Linked DNA regions of Homo sapiens: region 2 is linked to region 1. A link is a contact called in ENCODE Hi-C or POLR2A ChIA-PET data. All regions are on one chromosome and are shown on one strand. The core of a region is the stretch at or near the end of the contact, and the rest is flanking DNA. Distances in the headings are between cores, read along the strand shown. Region 1 has its middle 30 kb from the start of FN1. Region 2 has its middle 70 kb from the start of FN1.

Region 1 (3,399 bases), core at 203-2,702:
AGTATCACAGGCTACAGAGAAAACTTTTGTGAAAGGAAAAGTCAATTGATGTGGCAAACTTCATTGATGTCTTATTCTAAGAAACTTCAGCAACCACCACCCTGATCAGTCAGCAGTCATTAACATAGAGGGAAGACCCTCCACCAGCAAAAATATTACAACATGTTAAAGGCTCAGATGATCATCATTGGCATTTATTAACAATAAGATTGGGTTTTTTTGGTTTTTTGTTTGTTTGTTTTTTGGGACAGAGTCTCCCTCTGTCACCCAGGCTGGAGTGCAGTGCCACGATCTCGGCTCACTGCAACCTCCACCTCCCAGGTTCAAGCTATTCTCCTGTGTCAGCCTCCTGAGTAGCTGGGATTACAGGTGCACACCACCGTGCCTGGCTAATTTTTGTATTTTTAGTAGAGGCGGGGTTTCACCATGTTGGTCAGGCTGGTCTTGAACTCCTCACCTCGTGATCCGCCCACCTGGGCCTCCCATAGTGCTGGGATCACAGGCGTGAGCCACCATGCCTGGCTGCAATAAGGCATTTTTAACTAAGGTATGTACATTGTTTCTTTAGACAGAATGCTATTGCGCACTTAAAAGACTACGGTGTAGTAGAAATATCATTTTTGTATCCACTGAGAAACCAAAAAGTTTGTGCAACTTGCTATATTGCAATCTTGGCTTTATTAGGGTCGTCTAGAATTAAACCCACAATATCTCTGAGTTATGCCTGTTTTGCTCTAACCCACTTCAGAGCTCTGGGTGACCACTGAAGATCCAGAGGGATCCTCAATGAAGTGGTTTTCACTATTGGGGGTGGCCCTATAAAGGAGGGAATAAAACTGTCCTTGGAGGGAGGCAGCCACATTTCTGGCTGCTCATGGGTTTAATAGTTAATTCAGGGGGTTAAGAAAAAAAAGAGCCAGGAGATACTAGGTCAGAACTTTCTCCACATTCATGACATCTCCAGCTTCGCTAGATGCAACAGCTCTGGCCTTTCTCAACCCCTCCTCCCAGTCTTCAAGGAAGAATGACTTATCTAATTGGTAAATTTGAAAAGAATAAATGGGGCACGTTCACTAGGCCAGCTTGCTCACAGAGGCCCCTTTGGGAGACCCAGTCCAGGACTGAGTAGAAAGTCTGCCTGGTTATATGGTTCATATTAAGAAGTCCATCTGAGGCCAACTGACATCTAAGGCCAACTTTATCAGTAATAAGGGTGGTATTTGGGCTCCTTATTTTCTTATTTCTCAATGGTTCCAAATCTACGCAGCAAAGACAGATGCTGTTTACTGAGTCTCTGAAAGAGTGCATCAATGGAGAAAGAGGCATTCTTCCCTCTGCTAAATTAGGAGAATAAAAGCCTGGAACTGCTGCTAGACATCTTATCACTGTATATTTGTGGATGGGAGGAGTCCTGCCTGAAAACAAGCCAATGTGGAGAAGGCAGGGCCAGGAGTATTGAAAAAGAGTCCAAGTTCTGATGACACATATTAAACATCTGCATCCAGCTGTGTTTGATGCCTGTGAACTTTTCAATTATAGGAGCCAACATGTTAACTCATTTGCTCAGGCCAGTTAGAGTGAGATTTTGGATGCTTGCAATTGAAAGAGACTTGACCAGTATTGTTTAGGGATGGGCTAATTTTTTGAACCTCAGTCACAGAAACATCTGGCTTTTTAATTTGTTTCTCAATTAGATAAAATGTAAGTTAAAAAAGTTGTAAACCACTGGCATGAGGTTATAACTTTAGTTGCCTGGTTCAGAAAAAGTTAGTAGCTCCTCCCAGCCCCACTACCTTTAGAGATGCTCTTGTCAGACACCTGGAGGGGGCAGATGGATGGGTGTGACTGAGGAATAGAATGTTACTTTCCCAAATAAGAGAAGTGCTGCTTGGTAGATGACTACATCATGTTATCTCTTGTTTCTGAGCTTTTGATAGAGAGTTAATTTTCTTCACACTTGAATATATATTTGATTTAAAAATCTCTTAGGACAATAACTTCAGTAGTTCATATTTGAAATTTTAGAAAAAGTGGCACTTCTTTTGGGGAGGAGGTTAATGAGAACTGAAAGAAATGTGAGAGAAGAATTAATTATGCTTCCTTGAAGGAGGCATCAGAAGAAAAATTACATTAATTAAAATTTAACAGCATTAAGGTTTTCAAACTGATTTCATGTTTGTCTCATTAACATGGGTAGGAATACAAACATGCCTGTCATCATCAAAGAATTTCCTGAAGACTTCCTTATCAAGGCTCAATTGTACATTGAGACAATTGCTCTAGGGCAAAAGAAAATCATGTGGAACAGCAAAGGGTGGGAATTCTACCAGGAATGAAGATGAGATGCCACTAAGATGAGAGCTAAGATGAGAGCCACTGGGTCATATCTCTGAAATAGGATACCCATGATGTATATAATTTGATGATCACAAGAGATGAAGACAATAGGGTTTAAGAGGGCAACAGGAAATCTAAACACAGACAACTCACTTAACTGTGAAATTGGTTGCTTAATGGATGGTATGTCTAGACCGAATCCACACGTAACCAAGCATAGGAACAGGAAGAAGTTCCAAAAACTAGGGGTGAGAAATAGGTTACGCTTCTGCCTGAATTTATGAAAAGAAACCATGTGTAAATTAGATAACTCCCAGAGTTCATAATTTTTATGCGTCTTCGTAGGTTTGCTTTTCTCTTTTGCATTCTTATAAAACTCCAGTGAAGTCTTTAGGCTACTTACGCATTGATGAAACGACCTCTGAAACTTACAGTCAAAACTGAATGGCTTCACCTCATTCATTTTAGTAAAACCTTTTCATGATATTTTTCCAAGTGAATATGGGTAATAAGATTTTGTATAGGGATGCTACCATCTTAATCTCTACGTGGACAAAATGGAAAATTAATCTGCTGAAGTAATACAAGTAGAGAAAAAATTTATCATTAATTCTTTATTAAAGTAGCTGGAAAAAACTCAGCTAAAACAGAAAAGGAGTCAAATAAAATGACATCATTTGCCCTAGGAAGATAGTCTAGCTAATTTGTGCCCAATTCATATATATCAACTGCTATCTGCTTTATTTTATTTATTTATTTATTTATTTATTTATTTTTTTGAGACGGAGTCTTGCTCTGTCGCCCAGGCTGGAGTGCGGTGGCCCGATCTCGGCTTACTGCAAGCTCCGCCTCCCGGGTTCACGCCATTCTCCTGCCTGAGCCTCCTGAGTAGCTGGGACCACAGGCGCCTGCCACCATGCCTGGCTAATTTTTTGTATTTTTAGTAGAGACAGGGTTTCACTGTGTTAGCCAGGATGGTCTTGATCTCCTGACCTTGTGATTCACCAGTCACGGCCTCCCAAAGTGCTGGGATTACAGGTGTGAGCCACCGTGCCCGGCCAT
Region 2 (3,265 bases), core at 352-2,851, 39 kb before region 1:
CCAATATACTAATGCAATTGCAGGTATGATTTATATTTAACTTCATAACTTTTGCAAATCTAAGGAACTGGAAATATAGGCAATATAAAAGAGTAGAGAAGCTAAACATTAGGCTGCAATACATTTTTTGTTTTATACTTGATGTTAGTGAAGTAGACAGTCAATAATACACAAGAATTCAAAACCAATCAAAATGTGAGCAGGAAGGGTGCATACCTGGAAAACACCTGTTTAGGATCAGACAGAAATAAATACAAATTCTTTTTTTTTTTTTTTTTTTTTTGCCACAACTGGCTACACAGCAAGTTACTGTGTATCTCTGAGCCTTAGCTTCCACAACTATAAATGGGAATTGTACAACTTCATTCTCAAATTCAAGAGATAACATATATTAATCAGCAGGTTGAGTCTATGAGTGAGTAACACATGTTCACTATTATTCCAAAAAGAGTCACCCTGGCCCATTCCTTTGACCCTGTGCTTGAATCAACATACCTGTTCCATAATAAGGTGAGCAGCATCTGGCCTTGGAGTTTCACAGACCCACAGCCTTACCACACTCTCTCTCTTTCATCTCACTTTCTATCATATTCACAACCTATTTTAGTATATCAGTGACACATAAGAACTAAGGATATAATAATCATGAAGGGTTTTAAGTTTAAAATACTAACAAATTTTATTTTCAGAAACAGAGTTTAAAGAAGAGGCAAACAATTCATTGCTGCTTTCTTTTTCCTACCTGCATTCTGTCGGACTTGAGCTACATTAAAAATCCAGCTGTAGGCATCAGAAATCAAAAACATTTTTACACAAAGGCACCCCCTTCAGGCTCCTAGTTCCTGCTACTGCCATTTCTTTTGGGTAAACATTCCACACTCCAGAATTTGATTTTCTCTCTTTGCTCTGCCAACACTCTGCACTGTTTTCTCAAAATCTAGTTAACAGAGTAATCTGTAACTATTAAATCTGTTCGATGAATTGTGTAAACCTGCTGATGAGGGATAGAGGCTTTTGGGGGCACCTTCTTCCAGATACCACTGGTGCTCTACTAAGATGCCTTAACACAACTGAATATTCTCCAGCTAGAGGCCCTACCAGGCTGCTCGAAGAGAAGTTTTTTTTTTTGCCTAGTGAGCGTTTCTGGCTTTTTTTTTTTTTTTTTTTTTTTGAAGCGGAGTCTCACTCTGTCGCCCAGGCTGGAGTGCAGTGGCGTGATCTCGGCTCACTGCAACCTCCGCCTCCCGGGTTCACGCCATTCTCCTGCCTCAGCCTCCCGAGTAGCTGGGACTACAGGCGCCCGCCACCACGCCCGGCTAATTTTTTGTATCTTTAGTAGAGGCGGGGTTTCACCGTGTTAGCCAGGATGGTCTCGATCTCCTGACTTCGTGATCCTCCCGCCTCAGCCTCCCAAAGTGTACCTTTTACATTATAAATTCATCACGCCTGTTACTCTGCCTGAATATAGATTAAAAGAACCATTCAGAGCCCACAGAAAAAGTAAAAGTAAAAAGAAGCAAGGTTTGCTGACTCAGGGAGAGTCTGAAAGGCACTTTGGACTTGGCCCTATCTCCCTTCCCACCTCTTTGTCCTTATCTACTCCCCACCTCCTCCTGAAAGCTGCCAGATTGTGACTGTATTTTTGACCCTAGTTCTTCTGAAATTCTTGTGCAATGAGTTTATTACTTTCTTCTGCTCTTGCAGTTTCCTCTCATATTCTTTCAAAACGTTTTCTTATGAAATTGTCTTATTCACCCGATTGTAGCCAGCCTACCCTTCTAGAACAGAGGACTCCCATTCTTTCCTGTTCTGTATTTTATCTAAAGCCAATTCCAATTCAGAACCACCTCTATTTCTAAATTTTGATTATACATTAATACGTCTTGTAACATTCCCCATTTGGCTCCTCCAACCCATTTTTTTCTTCCATTAATTGATACAGATCTGAATTCAGAAGTGGTCTTCTAGTGGACTTTCCATAAGTACAAAATATTTATTCCAGCCACAGAGGTTTGCATAACTTTACATCTTGCCTTTGGTATTTATGTCCTCTGTTGGTGAGAAAGTCTGAAAATTTCCCAATGTTCTTGTGAGTTAAGGACACCTCAAGAGCTATTTCAATAAGGTGATTTTCCTACTCCACGTTTGTTTAACATCATGCATGCAATCTAGTATCCTATTTAAGAAGATATTGTCTGTGGATGAGATAGAAGGCAGGGAACAAATTGACTTACTAAATCTTTAGGCAGTAAATAAAGACTTCTTCTCTGAGCTCTTTACCACAAACACAAATAACCCTAAACCCTCATATCCATGTTAATAAATCCAAAACTCCCCTTCTGTCCAACACAGACGATGCCTGTCTTTTCCTAGCCCTTGGAAACAACTATTTAATTACCTGTGTAATTCTCACCAAGTTATTACCCTTTGCCTTATCAGAAAATGTTTTCTGCTCTGTCATTTGGTTTAGTCAGTGTGTTTTTCTTGGAAAGTTTCTGTTTCTGTGTCTCCTGTACCCCCAGAAGACTCACTCTTGGAGTCAGCACATGACATTTTTTTCCAAGTGCAGAGGAAGGGCTCTGTGGCCCCTGCAGAAGAACCACAGCTGTGGCTCTGTGACTTACAGGTGGCGAAGAACTTGAAGGGAGAACAGCCAGGTCCCACTGGCTATTCTGGGATGTTTGAATGACTCAATAACCATTATTCATTAAAAAGTAGGTTCCTGCTGCACTTCTGTCCAGAGAAATCCACAAGGTGCCCATGTGAGAGGTAATTTGGATACAAATCATACCTGCTTTGCAAAGCACCTACCCTTATGGCTTTCAATTTAAGGACCTATTGGAAACCAATGTTCCATTTTGTTCCATCTATGGGCATATTACTGAATATGACAGGCCTCTCCTAAATGACGTTTATTCATACCCCTTGTTCAACCCTACTTTCAGCTCCTGTATGATGACTGCCTACTTCTTTGAGGCTTCCCAGGATCTCCTAAAGTGATTCTTATCATATGCCACATAACCCAAATTCTAAATCAGATCTTCCTAAACAATACTTTCCAAATTTTGTGGAAGTCTATCTAAGAATTTTCATGATACCCACAAATAGGAAACTAATTTTATTTAAAAGCAAAAGTTTGTGGGTCTAAAGGTGTTTTTCTAGTGGCATGGCCTCCTCCATAGGAAAGGGAAGGGAACAGACCTTTAATCCACCAGATACAGCACTACCTGCTTTCTATAATTATCCCTGCATTTTCTCACAGAAA

Evidence for each region. Hi-C counts contacts between places; a loop is a spot of excess contacts on that map. ChIA-PET counts read pairs that join two places held with the same protein, here RNA polymerase II (POLR2A). Pooled maps may share reads with other maps.
Region 2: a loop to region 1 is called in a map of endothelial cell of umbilical vein, with 1.9 times the contacts of the local background. The contact joins two enhancer-like sites. A Hi-C loop is called at or near these places in 3 of 168 maps with a recorded cell type or tissue (IMR-90, ascending aorta and endothelial cell of umbilical vein) and 3 of 50 pooled maps. POLR2A ChIA-PET finds 5 or more read pairs at or near these places in 2 of 52 experiments (MCF 10A and activated CD4-positive, alpha-beta T cell).

What each region holds. Positions count from the first base shown.
Region 1 is chr2:215,464,429-215,467,827 of GRCh38, reverse strand. No RefSeq gene overlaps it. Among named protein-coding and RNA genes, the nearest start is that of FN1, 30 kb to the right of the region's middle. Within about 2 kb of position 1,452, at least 3 of the 41 ENCODE cell types and tissues checked have a DNase peak (open chromatin) inside an H3K27ac peak, as active enhancers do; they include endothelial cell of umbilical vein, where a contact is called at or near this core.
Region 2 is chr2:215,504,032-215,507,296 of GRCh38, reverse strand. No RefSeq gene overlaps it. Among named protein-coding and RNA genes, the nearest start is that of FN1, 70 kb to the right of the region's middle. Within about 2 kb of position 1,601, at least 3 of the 41 ENCODE cell types and tissues checked have a DNase peak (open chromatin) inside an H3K27ac peak, as active enhancers do; they include endothelial cell of umbilical vein, where a contact is called at or near this core.